Linked DNA regions of Homo sapiens: region 2 is linked to region 1. Evidence: chromatin contacts called from ENCODE Hi-C or POLR2A ChIA-PET data. All regions are on one chromosome and are shown on one strand. Each heading gives the region's core, a stretch centred on a gene start or an enhancer-like site at or near the end of the contact. The rest is flanking DNA. Distances are from core to core; before and after follow the strand shown.

The links. A loop is a pair of places that touch in the nucleus more often than their neighbours do. ChIA-PET counts read pairs that join two places held with the same protein, here RNA polymerase II (POLR2A). Pooled maps may share reads with other maps.
Region 2: a map with no recorded cell type shows a loop between it and region 1 (3-fold over the local background). The contact joins two enhancer-like sites. A Hi-C loop is called at or near these places in 2 of 37 single-sample maps with no recorded cell type and 4 of 50 pooled maps. POLR2A ChIA-PET finds 5 or more read pairs at or near these places in 2 of 52 experiments (OCI-LY7 and activated T-cell).

What each region holds. Positions count from the first base shown.
Region 1 is chr5:77,850,210-77,857,307 of GRCh38, reverse strand. No RefSeq gene overlaps it. Among named protein-coding and RNA genes, the nearest start is that of TBCA, 77 kb to the right of the region's middle. RefSeq lists enhancers at 5,092-5,599, 5,600-6,109. Within about 2 kb of position 4,572, at least 5 of the 41 ENCODE cell types and tissues checked have a DNase peak (open chromatin) inside an H3K27ac peak, as active enhancers do.
Region 2 is chr5:78,105,875-78,112,972 of GRCh38, reverse strand. It overlaps AP3B1 (adaptor related protein complex 3 subunit beta 1), which reads left to right. Exons shown (of 27, transcript NM_003664.5): 20 at 2,619-2,766. Among named protein-coding and RNA genes, the nearest start is that of AP3B1, 190 kb to the left of the region's middle. Within about 2 kb of position 4,337, at least 3 of the 41 ENCODE cell types and tissues checked have a DNase peak (open chromatin) inside an H3K27ac peak, as active enhancers do.

The DNA of each region.
Region 1 (7,098 bases), core at 3,323-5,822:
TTTAGCTCTTTATTATACAATCTAAAACATTTGGGATAAGCCACCATGAATAAAGTTATGTTCACAATTCTGGGTGCCCATTTGTAGCCTTACCCAAAGAGTGTCAGATGCTAGGAAAACCAGGCCATTACAGTGTGACTAAAAGAGGCCACCACTGTTTTTCATGGTGGTCCCTCCACCCTACAGAACAACCAGGTTTGACTCATATAACTGAAAGTGACAATTATATCACTACAACCATGCCCACTTATCAATCAATCAATATCTATGTTCCAAAGCTTGGTACTGGGGGTTTTGAGGGACACAAAAGGAGAGAGTCCTTTATTCTTGAGGAACTTACCAATAGTACGAGGCAATGTAGGGTGAGCTTCCGTGGGCATGATGGGTTTAATTTAAGAGGGGAACTTAGAATGGAAAGCAATGAAAGGACTGGGACATTCTCATTGTACATTGTCTGTGTCCTAGTCATAGGATTTTTAGTACATGGCATTGTTGTTATTTGCCTACTACATGATGTTATCTCCATTGAGGACATGGGACTTGGTCTCTTCATCTCTGTCTCCCCCGCAATTTGCATATGGATAGTGCCTGGCACATTCGATAAATGTTCATTGAATGAAAGAAAGAATGAATGAGCAAATTCATTGGCAGAGGGTGGTGGTGTTGGGGGCAGGGGTTGGCTACCTCTTTTTTTTTTCTTTTATATATATATATATTTTTTAATTATACTTTAGGTTCTTGGGTACATGTGCACAATGTGAAGGTTTGTTACATATGAATACATGTGCCATGTTGGTGTGCTGCACCCATTAACTCGTCATTTACGTTAGGTATATCTCCTAATGCTATCCCGCACCACTCCCCCCACCCCACAACAGGCCCCGGTGTGTGATGTTCCCCTTCCTGTGTCCAGGTGTTCTTATTGTTCAATTCCCACCTATATGATAAAGGGGATAGGCTACCTCTTAAATAACCTATAGGAAACAGGCAAACAAGACAGGAGGGTGTTCCTGGTGCAAACTGTGATTAAAGTATGCAGGGGGGTGTTCTGAAACAAATCTTGCTGGAATACAGGGCTCAGTGGGTGAGCAGTGGGAGATAAGTTTGGACATGAAGATGAGCCAGATTATTGAAAGACTTGAAAACAGGTTCATAGAGTTTGGACTTTATTCTCTATGAAAGGGTGAGATGTTGGTGTATTTAGCATGCAAGACGAATTTGATGAGAGCAGGGTAATATTAACATTAGCTCGTCTGCCCCAGGCAGAATGAACTGATTAGGCAAGAGACTAGAGCCAGAGCAGATAGTTTAGGAGACTACTGTGATAATCCAAGTGAAAAATGATGATGGCCTCGATGGAATAGTTGGTGATTGAAAAGGAGAGACAGAAAGAGAGGCAATACAAGAAAATCTATAAGAATAACCTATTAAAATGAAAATCCTAAAAAAATTTTGCTGGATAAACCCAAGTTAGGAGGTTTTGTTATCTCATCACTTTCCAGCAGTTTTTGTAGTGTGAAGACTTTTTCAGCATACATTTTTCTGAAAAAAACAGATGAGAAGGGGAGCCCACACATGAAGGCTTCAGCCCAAAATGTTCAGAGTAAGGAACCAAGGAAAGGGTTCCTGTAGAGGGATTGCTATGGCTTTGTTTCCTACAAGCTTCTCCTCTGCTGAGAGGAAGCCCACAAACTGCAGGGAATCTGACTTTCTCCAGGAATGAAAGGCTATGTTTGATCTTGGGGTGGGGACTGGCCTGGGGAGGACAACCATTTCCTGCAGTCTCACAAACCACCGGAATCTTCTTCTCTGTGGATTTAATTAGATCCAATACTTAGTAAACGATCATATTTCCAGCCCTAAACCTTACAAATTGGTCTTGAGCTATATACAATGATGGCGACAAATGTTTCCTGGGGGTTGAGGGTGGGAGGTGGGGGTAGGAAACACACACACACAAAAACCCCACAACAACATTTTTTTCTTTTTCTTTCTTTTTTTTTCTTTTTTCTTTTTTTTTTTTTTGAGACAGAGTCTCACTCTGTCGCCCAGGTTGGAGTGCAGTGGCTCGATCTCACTGCAACCTCTGCCTCCTGGGCTCAAGCGATTTTCCCACCTCAGCCTCCTGAGTAGGTGGAATTACAGGTGTGCACCACCACACCCGGCTAATTTTTGTATTTTTAGTAGAGATGGTTTTTGCCATGTTGGCCAGGCTGCTCCTGAACTCCTGACCTCAAGTGATCTGCCCACCTCGGCCTCCCAAAGTGCTGGGATTACAGATGTGAGCCATCATGCCTGGCCAAGAAAACAATGTTCTGATTTAAAGGAACTGGAGTGGTAGGTTTTTTTCTTTTTTTCCCCCCAATCTTGATTTTCACCAACGTTTTTACTGTGGAGGTTTAGGTCATGTGATTAACCATGTGATTAACTCAGATTTAGACCATTCTGAGAAAGCTTTTGCAGTGGGAATACTGTCCTGTTCATAATAAGCACAACAAAAAACTTACAGATATATTTATATAAAGGAAAAACCAAAATAGGTGTAGGGTAACATTGAAAGCTTAATGCTTGCACAAAAGTCCTCTTTGTTTAAGTTTCTTTTTAAAAATGAACTCACAAAAAAGGTGCAAAAATTAATACTGTGTCCTGGTCCTAAGCTTGAGGCAGATCCTGCATCTTCAATTTAATCTTCTTTTGTGTTCCTTATTCACCCCAGTGATTAGAGGTGGCCTTAAATTTCAGCACTTAAGTGGTGCTTCATGACTTCTTGAACAGGTTAAATAAATAATATCTATATCCCCCAAATTTAACATGACGTGTTGTTAAATGAAGAAGAGAATGAACTATTATCCTTTGTATTTGAAGATTATTCTACTCATGGTGATCACTGATCATGTGTGCAAGCTAGAAAAAGATGTGAATGACCTGCTCCTTTTCATGCTGTAATCGAAGGAGGTCTGGGCTAATTTTCAACTCTGCCCTCAAGATCCTTCTTTACATGTTATCTTAATACTAATGTCACAATAATACTACTACTGCTACTTATAACAATAGTGATCATGATGATGCTGCCACCAACAACAGTATAATAGTAGGAGACTTAATACCCAATATTCTTGTTGGATCTTTTATCAAAATACTGTGATATGGGCAAGGATGTTATTGCCCCTATTTTCCGAACGTTGGACACCGTGGTCATCTGTCTTTTACTGTTCTCAAGAATATTTAAATTAAAATGGAAAAACACCTATTTAATTCACTTTAAATATTAGTAAAATAATATCTTTGCATTGTTCAAATTCTGTCTTAAGTGACTGACTGGTTTTCTTCTATTTGTTTCCATCCTCAAATGATACCTTTCCATCCACAAAAGACTGAACCAAAGACACAGCTCCCATTTTCCTATTCGTTTTTTCATATGGAAGTTTAATGGTGATTTTATTCCAAACCTTGCACAAACATAAATACTGCATTAAAGGAAGATGAATTTATTTTGACCTTTACTGAAAATGCACTGTGAAACAAAGCACTTAAGCATTTATAGCCTGTTAGACACTCACATTACCCACTTCCATGTAGATAAGAAAGTCTTTCCCAGCAAAAGTAATGTTCACAAGCAGAGCAGTTTTACGGGGCACTTAACTGCAAAGCCAGATATTATCATGTTCTTCACTATGAGTCTGTTTTGCTTGGTTTTATGCATCTAAGATCTATAGAAATTAAGGGAGTATCTAAAAATGTTACATTCAAGAATCATAGAGGATGACTTTTTTTGATGGGTTTTGATGAAAATACAGGATATCTGCAACAAAATACTTGGGGAAAAACATTATTTATTAGAAAGGAGATGGAGTGTTTGGGGATTTTGTTTGGTTTCTTTTGAACTAGTTTCTCCCATCTCCCTCCTGTAAAGAAATTGGTGGCATTGTTTCAGTAATTTTTGGTTAAAAGTGGGTTCCACTTCTATTTATAATTATTAACATAACCTGTCCCCTTAAAATAGACCACCCTTTCTTTGCATGGGCAGAAATGAGTATTTTGTGCATTTTATTTTTTGCCATGATCCTTCTCCTTTAGTCATAAGCCTCTGACTGCAGAGCTATTTCCTCCATCTAGATTCTTGTGTCAGAGAGTTGAGATGTTAAACCACAGCAACCATGAAACTTTAAAATCTCTGATGCATGATGAATGGGTGCTGGGCAAAGCAGCTTAAAATCTATGCTTTTGCTTCTCTTTAAACACTTTAAATTGACAGCGCCATAGATCAAACATTTTTACTGAGAGGAGAAGCTTTGGCAATTTAACTTAAACAAGTGCAGAGTTACCATCATCTCAAGACCTCACCCCTCCACAATTACCCCTTCCACCTAGCAGATTGGGTACATTTCTCATTGAGAGCAAGTGTGTGTGTGTGTGTGTGTGTGTGTGTGTGCGCTCGCGCGCGCGCAGTTATGCTACAGGGCAGCGGCCTGTAACCGGGCGGGTATAACACCCCATGCAACTTCCCCCACCGACCCCCATCCCACCCAGTCTCACCCCCAAGGAGGTTAGCCGGGGGATTCCGCCCGCGGCCCGGGACGTCGCGGAGCATGCGCCATGGTCCCGCCTCCGCCCACCGTTACCACAGCCTTCCACCTCCCCTCTCTCCTCATCCTCCTCCTCCTCCTCTCCCTCCCCACCCCCCTCCTGGAGCAGCGAAGTTGGCGCGCTGCCCATTCAGGCGTTCAGCGTCAGCTCCTCAGGGATCAGCAGGCAAAGTCACAGTCTGCACAAACAGAGCTTTCAAATTCATAAAATTCATAGGATTTTTCACAAATGAATGAACACAATTTTCTACCAATTTCCTCATTATGCAAATATGCAAAATATCAAATTTAGGCCAATTAGGGTCCTCCACAGTCCCAAATTCACCCGTTTAAGCCATAATTGCAGAAACTATCAAATAATTACGGTCGCTAATTGGAAATATTTGTGACAGATACAACAAATTCTTGCACAAATTACATTTCATTCGAGGAACCACTGCGCGCCACTGAAATTTTATCGAAGTCTAATTTAACTTACATAATGAGTTGAATTGAGTACTTGTTATCAAATTTGAGCAATTCATAGCCCCGTAATGTGGAATGATCAAATAAATTAAAAGGGAATTTATTCAATATTTTGTTGTGATCCTTTTCTCGGAACCATTGCTATTTTGCAGGGAATTTCCTCCTCCCGCGGCCCGGGGCGGGTGCCTGGTGTCACTGAAGCCCCGGCGGTGCCCGCGGCGGCGGCGCGAGGAGGCTGCGGGTGGCGGGGAGCCGGGAGCCGGGAGCCGGGAGCGAGAGTGCAGAACCCCAGCTCCGAACCGCAGCAGCCTCCGCGCCGCGAGCGACCGGGCTGACGCCCTGTCGGCGTCCAGCTCCGCAAGCCCCGGGCTGTCGGAGGCCCGCTCGGGCCCTTTGCTTTGTTTTCATTAATTGGGTGGAGGGGTCACCGAACACTTCCGGGTGAAGCAAGGGGGAGTCCTAGAAAGGATTTGACTTCTGGAAGTGTAAACACACGCGCGCGCACTTGCACACGCGCCTACACACGCACTTCTCGCGCGTGCACACACGCACACATGCACGCCGCGCACACCCACACCACACACGCACACGCCACATAGACACTTGATCACACGCGCACACGCCACGTGCAGGCACACACATTGTCCCTCTTACACACCCACCACACAGACACACACCCACATACACGCGCGCGCGCGCACGGGACCGCCCGCACCTCGCGCCGGCCTGTAAAAGCCTTGCTGGAGTAGAGCAGAAGCGCGCCCCCTCGGAGTTCCTCTCTCCTGAGCCGGCCTGCCAAGGGTTAACTGCTGGATGGAGGGTCCTGCGATGGTCGCGCGCACAGTGTCCCACGGGCACAGTCACACATAGACACACACATACACACACTCTGGGAGAGGGAACGCGCACTCGCGCTCCCTGGCCTTTGTGTGTGTCCTCGGGAGAGGTCCAACTCCGAGTAATTGAATGGCACTCTAACCAGTAGTCTAAACCCTCCCTGACACGCGAATCCACGCGGCCCCTCTGCACGCATGTCCCTCGCGTGCGGCAAACACACGGGCTGCCGGGATCACCCTCTCCCGAAGGTCAGCCTTGCAGAGAGGGCATTCATTTTCACTTTGCACAGTCGCGCAACACACTCACTAGCACATTTTTTTCCAACTGCCTGTGGCCTCGTTGGCGGGTTATAAATGTCTCCTTCTCCCTGTGATTTGTTTAATCCGTGGAAATGGTGCTGGTCCTATGTAAACAAGCCAAGTGCGGAATGAAGGCAGTCACCCATGCGTGGCCAGCCTGCCTATTTGTCAGAAAACCTTCATAAATACTGAGCTGGGGCTGGGCAAGGATGTGATGTCTCCATTTTTGCCAGGAAAGGGCACGAGGAAGACAAAGCGAGGCACGGCAGCGTGTAACCTTTAAGGGACAGATAGTCTGGGAGCTCGGAGGAAGCTCTTGGGCTAAGTCAATGAGGGAAAATGACGGATGCGGGGCTGACTGCGCGCCTGGCGTCGGCTGGGCGGGAGGAGACAAGGCCCGGGCGTTTTTATACCAGGGAGCACACAGATAAGGGCCACATTGCCTCAGGCCGGGCCCGCGAGCCCGAGGCCTTATGAGGCCTTACGGCTGGGCCAGAGTTGCTTCTTGAGAAGCGAATCTCAGACACCCGCAGGTCTGCAGGCGCACCACCCCTCCTAGTAAACCCGTCCAAATATTTTATTTCCAACCTCACCTGGTTTCATTCAAAGCAAATTCCTGGTGTCCCGGGCAGGTAGACATGGAGCAGAGCTGCGGACCCATCTCTCGATTTGTCAAAACGTCCGTGGGTGACCTGTCCAAGCTCTGTTTGCCCACCCCTAGACTTATGATCCAGCTCCCAAACCTGCGCTTTTTTTTTTAAAGAACAATGCATATGTGGCTAATTACACACTCCTAACAAAAGCAGTAATTACCGCCTGTAATTATCATCGTCCTTATTTAGAAAAAATGTGAGAAAATGTTGAATATTAAAACATGAAAGCAGCTATTAATCAAACCTTTACACCTTCTT
Region 2 (7,098 bases), core at 3,088-5,587, 260 kb before region 1:
CTTTATTAATTTAAGTCAGGATTTAATGATTTTAAAAGTGATTTATATTGTTTTTCCTGTTCAGAACAAATGAAATCTGTAGGTTAAATTAATACAGGCTTTTCATCATTGCAAAGTTAAAAACCTAGTTACCAGTAAATTCTTTTCATTAGATTAACATCTGAAACTCTAAGCAGTAAGGTAAACAATAATTACCATCAAAATTGAGTGATGCATAATAAAATAACACTTTTACTTTTAAAATCTTATCTTAAAAGCTAGAAGTTGAATATATTTAGAATCATTCACTTGTTGCAGCAAAGGAGCTACTTGGTTTATAATAGCCTTGTCTTTGAGAGAAATCCTGTACTTCTGCTTTAATATCAGCATGTCTATGATGATACGAGTTATAAAACATGTCCTGTTTCTAGAAAGGGAAAGTTTTGTTCAGTGCATGAAATGTCCTTTCAGATGGCAAAAGTCAGTATACTCAAAATTTGTAGTCATGTATTAGGTTTATTATTCTTTTCTTCAGAAATGGATTTTTCTCTTTACCCATGTTTGAATTTAAAAGAATTGTTTATTACAAAGAGAACCACAAATACATTCTAAACCTTATATTTTTAAGTACACATTTTAACCAGTGAATTGGGGATAATAAATTGCCATTTTTTTGCCAGGGAAAAACAACAACATATTTTTCAGTCTTCAAATATAATTACATGTGCTCTGAGATGTTACCATGGCTCCATTTTTAATAAATAGCAATCATATTTCCTCCACAAAAATCAATTCTAGGAAATATTGATTCTTTCCTTGTCTCACTCCTCTCCCTCCCCCTGTATTTTTCTGTCTCAGAATTTTTTTTAACTTTGCCAGTATGATAATTTTTTAAAGCTCCTAATAAGCTTTAAACATCTTCAAAAACCACCCTTTAGTAATCATAAATATTTATGACCAAATTTAAATTTTACACTCCAAGGTATTTTCATTTGAAGGGAGATAGTATGACATAGTGGAAAAAATACGGACTTTGGAATGAGACAGGCTTGAGTTCAGATTCTAGTTCTGCCCCTCTTGTTATGTGCCCTTGAGCAGGTTATTTAACCTTTCTAAATATTAATTTCATTATTGTAAATGGGATAATAATGTACCCAGGAAGAGTGCATTTAAATTAGATAATTAGTATGATTGGTATGAAGTGCCTAGCCCTTTCTGGCCCACAGTAGATTCTTAAAAAAATACACACACATGTGGTAGAGAGAACTAGACCTTTAGTTTCCAGGAAAATATAAAGCACCACAAGGCATTTGTCATCCCCTGAGAGAAGGGTGTTTGGTCATCTCACATGTTATTCCTTCTCCTTGGAGAACTGTTTCCCTGCCCATCTGCCAGCCTTACTCCTATATCTTGGCTTATATGTCTCTTTCTCCAGGAAGCATTCCTAATTGGATCAAGTTTTTTTAGGTGTCTCTCCACATGTTCTCCTGACACGCTATAATTTATTACTTATTACTTATTATACTGTATTATCACTGCAACCTTATCTGTATCCTCCAGTGGACCGTAGACCCTGTAGGGTAGACACACAGAGATCCTCTGTGTCTTACTAACCATCGTTATCCTTAGCACCTAGCATAATGCCAACATGTAGTCAATAATTAATAAATATTTGTTGAGCAGGTGAACAAATGAATGGTGTTAAGCACTTAGGTATGATCATTTGATATTTTAAAAGTTTATATTTGATTAGCTTAAATTTTTAGCAAGATAGTACTTTAGAAGAATTTCCTTTGAACTGGTTAACATTTTCTCATAGAATGTGTTTAAGGTCACATTTGGGAACTTGTGTAAGTAATTTTCTTGGGTAGAAAATGTATAAAATACAAGTCTATTTTAGCAGAAGTAGATATATAAATATTTAAATATATTACTAAACCAGGTGTGGTGGCTCAAGCCTATAATCCCAATATTTTGGGAGGTCAAGTTGGGAGGACTACTCGAGCCCAGAAGTTCCAGACCAGCCTAGGCAACCTAGTGAGACCCTGTCTCTACAAAAAATATAAAATTAGCTGGATGTGGTGGTGCATGCCTGTAGTCCCAACTACTTGGGAGGCTGAAATGGGAGCATCGCTTGAGCCCGGGAGGTCAAGGCTGCAGTGAGCCGTGATTGCACCACTGTACAATGAGACCCTGTCTCATATACGTATATATATACGTATATATACATGAATATATATGTATATACGTATATATATACATGTATGTATACATACATACACACACACACACACACACACACACACACAGGCACAGTATTTTGAGATAGCGTTTTAAAAAATCAGCCTAAATATCTTTAACGTTGTTACTGGTAGTACTTAATTCTTGGTAAATCAAACATTTAATGTTTTCTACATTGCTTTTGATTATATTGTTTAGTGTCATTTTATGACTTTTTGCATTTGAAATTTGTATGACAGGATAGAATTGAATTTGAATGGGTTCTAATTTATTTGGTTATGGGTAATACCTTTTTTATTACCTCATTAATGTATTCTGGAATTTAAAAACAATTTTTTTATAAACTGCTTATATAAAGGAGTTAAAGTTCATATTTCAAAATTTACTATTATGTGTAGTGATTCTGAAGATGGGGAGAAGGAAAATGAAAAATCTAAAACTTCAGATTCTTCAAATGACGAATCTAGTTCAATAGAAGACAGTTCTTCCGATTCTGAATCAGAGTCAGAACCTGAAAGTGAATCTGAATCCAGAAGAGTCACTAAGGTAAGAGATTATACATTTGTTGTAATTGAAGGTAAATATTCTTATAGCAACTAAAATAGACAACACCATCCTCATCTACTCCTGTGATTTTATTTTTTCTAGATAAGCCTTTCCCTTATAACCCAACTCTGCAGAAATGCTAGAAACTTTAAAAAATCTCATCCCTTGCCACTGAAATCAAGGAACTCTTACGCATATGACCTTTTTTGTTCTTGGCTAGGTTGTGACAAGGGGGGGGTTTTGCTGAAGGGGAAGTGAAAGGAAGTCACAAAAATAGTATTGAGCAAAGAATTATAAGTGTACATACATCATAAGAAATTGAGACTATTCACTTTTTAAAAATATTGGGCATTTTGCATAATAGAGTGTGTTTTAAGGCTTCAATTAAAGAGTATACATTCTTTAGTTAGTAAGAATTTGCGTAGCCATTTATTTAAAAACAAATGGAACCACTTATATAATAAAATAATAATGCTTTTTGGTAATAACATTTTTAACACTGAATTTTGCCTGCTTAGCAGGAAAAAAATAAAGTATAAATTGCAAAAATATAGTTATTAATATAAAATGTATTCTATCTGATTTCAAGTCTAGTTAAAAGAATAAAAATATAGAATTCAGACCTAACGATAATTATCTTTTTGGTCTTTAATAATCACCCCCTTCCTATAACTGGACCATGTTCATGCTAGACTTCAAGTATAGTATTTTTATATACAACTGTGTTATTCTGTTTGTTGAAAATATGGCCAAACTCTGCCTTTGATTCAGTTCAATTTCTTCTTAATCCAATATTGTTTTCGTTTATTTGTTCTGTTAACTGGAATCTCTTCAATATGTTATCTGAGTAGGCAAGGATGAAAATTAATTTATTGAAGTAGACAATTGCCCTCCCCCATCCAGAGATTTATTGTTAAAGAATGTTTTAAAAATTGGCTAGTATTTGTCTTGCCTTATTTCACATTTTCTTGCATATATTAAAACCTATCTTAAACTTGAATTTATATTTAAAACTTGTGTCTGTATATAAAATAACCTGAGATTTTTATTTTTAAAAAATTCACATAAAATCTTAAGAGATTTTATGGTTTATTAATCTGGCCTCATATAAAAACTTATCACTTAGTGAGTCTGATGTACTCTCATTTCATACTTACATCAAATTACCAGAAAGTTTAAAATGTTATTGAAAATAAAGAGAGTTACAAATCGACAGTAAATACAACCCAGAGTAAGAAGTATTTTTTAAAAATGACAGAACAAGAAATCAGTGAGTGTCAAGTGGTAGAAGTTATTCTTAGGAAATTTTGTAACAGTTGAAAAATTATAGACTTCAGTGCCTCTGTAGTATTAGAAGCAGAGCTTTAGGATCCCATTAAAAAGCCACAGTGGTTGAACATCATGTTGTGTTGTACCCCTTCCTCCCCCTGAAAAAAACAAAAGAAGATAAAAACCACAGGGGCACTCCAGGTCAGTGATTCTGTTTGTTTCTTCTTTGTCAAAGACTTTCAGTGATCAGATTAAATCTCTTGATAGTTAAAAATATTTTCCTATAGAACGTCAGTATAAAAAACCTCAAACTATTGCAGTGAACCAAGGCCTTTGAGAAATTCGGGTTTCGCTCACATTGTTGATAGTTTTGTGTTCATGTGTTTCCCTTAGGTGGCTTATTTTCTTTATATTAGAATGCCTTTTCCCATCTATAATAGGCATACAGGACTGTGGAGTTTTTTGCTTTAGTTTAGCAACTGGAATAAGTACTCTCCACCTTGGAGCTACCATAACTACTTATTTATTTCTGTTTCTTTCTGAATGATTTGGTGTATACCATGCAATTACAGAATATACCTATTTTCTAATAATAGGTGACTATAATTGTGGAAAAGTCCTCCTTGCACCAAGTGTTGTGGCTTCTGCCCTAAATTATGAGTAATGAAGGCAGATGGTGGGTACTTTACTTTAATTTAGCATGACAATATGTTAGTGCTGAAAATTCATATGCCTTATATCTGCAGCCTAACTAAATCTATATTTTTACTCTTTCTTTTCTTTTTTTTCATCCAGACAATGTGTTTTGAGGGCACTGAGCATGAAAATGCGACCTAGGAGTTACCTTGAATATATGGCTTTCAAAACAGTTAATTTTTATGGTAGTCCTATGAGATAAGCATAGTGTTCTACTTGTTGGGAGAGAATATCTTTGTTTCAGTTTCCTCATCTGTAAAGCAGACATGCTAGTACCTACCTTACTTCTTTCAAGTGTTATGTTAAAAATAAAATATGAAAGATCAATGTAACACACTATGTAACTATAAAACAACAGTTTTAACATTTTTAAAAATTCCATAAAAGATCAACAGTATTGGAGAACATCAAATGCTAAAAGTAACCTAAATTTTTTGGTAACTCTTAAGTATCCTGCTCTTTTTTTTTCACTCTTTTTACACTATTCAAGTTGTAAGGCAACATTTAATTCTGTTCCCTTACCTACAGCCTCTGAGCTTAGCCACTTTCCTTAGAAGACAGCTGCCATCCACGGTCAGTGTTTCTGCTCTCTAACTCACAATCTCCATTTACCCTACTTTTCCTTTGAACGCAGCTCTGTGTAAGACTCGCATCCACTTCCCCAAGGGTAACTCCTACTTCCTTTTGGTCTTGTTTTGTTAATAATCATCTGTCTCCTTTGCACCTTTAATCTCTTTCTCCATTCATTCCTTTTCTGCCAACTGTGGCATTCAGGTTTTTTCAGCATTTAAAGAGAGAGAGAGGGAGCATGGAGTGAAAAAAACAGAGTGTGTGTACATGAGTGAGAGTGAGTTTAGAAAAATATTCTACATATCCTCCATCTTGTACTTCTTAACCCAGTTATTTCCAACTCTATCCTACACATACTGCTCTCTGAAAAGGCAGCTATGATCCTTCCCCAAACCCAGTAGCCTTCTCTTAATCTTGATCTTTTTTTATGACTATTCCCCTACTACTTAAAAGTCTCTGCATCCCTTTTGTTCTTACTTTTTTGACCTTTCATTCTTTTGGTTGCTTCACTTTTTACACGCCTCTGACACCCAAGTGTGAATGTTGACCCCAAATTAGTACTTAGTACACATTAGTCTTTTGAGATATTAATTGATGTGAATGAATTTTTCTTTAATCTTCTTTTTTCCCTCTAAATTTTTCCTGTTGTGAGACCTCATTCACTCCTATAGCTTCAGCTAAAACATTTATATTAATTACTTCCATGGTAACATCTTTCAGTCTTTACATTAAGTTTCAGCTTTTCTTCCCAAATTCATACCAAATTTTTAGACCTCTCTGAGGCTACTGGTTTTCCAAACCTAATACAATCAAAAGACATGCTCTACCATTTGTCACCAGCATTCTTTTCATTCTCCCAGATCTGAAGCCCCAGAATTATCTCTGACTACTCTGTCATTCTGTATGTTTAGATAGTTACCAACTCCTATATGTTCTGTGCGTTATTTCTCATGTCTGTTTCTTCTTTCCCTACTGCCACTATTCTAGATTAGCTCTTCATTACCTGCATAGACCATTGCCATTGGTCATCCTCTGACCAATGCTTTCCCAACCCCAAGTCCTTCTATACAACTGCCAGATGGATATTAAATTCACCTGTCCTGATGGCCCACTGCCATTTGAGTTCAGTAAACTCAGGCTAGCTTGCCCAAACCTACCTTGTCTTAACCCTACCCACCTTGTGTTCTTTCTTTCTTTCTTTCTTTCTTTTTTTTGAGACAGAGTCTTGCTCTGTCACCCAAGCTGGAATGCAGTGGCATGATCCCAGCTCTCTGCAGCTTCGACCTCCAAGTCTCAGGTGATCCTCCCACCTCAGCCTCCTGGGTAGCTGGGACTATAGGCATGCACTACCATGCTTGGCTAATTTTTTGTATTTTTAATAGAGAGGGGTTTCTCCATGTTGCCCAGGCTGGTCTCGACCTCCTGGGCTCAAGCGATCCACCCACCTCAGCCTCCCAAAGTGCTGGGATTACAGGCATGGGCAACCGTGCCCAGCCACACACACTAAATTCTAATCCCAGTGGAATATTTGTGGTTCTATTAACACTCTGTATTCTTTCCTATTTCTATGCCTTTGTTCTTTCTTTTTGCATCATTTACTACACAAAATAAAAGCTAGGGAGAAAGTGGCCTCATATCACTGTGACCCTCCACTTCTCCTAGTTGGGAATGGCTGCAGGGAATGAAAAATGTTACTGATGATGGGGTATCACTCATGTGAATGGGATAGTCAAAAGGGTGAGAACCACAGGTGGATTATTTATGTTCTTAAAATGCCCCAGCATATTCACGAGGCAC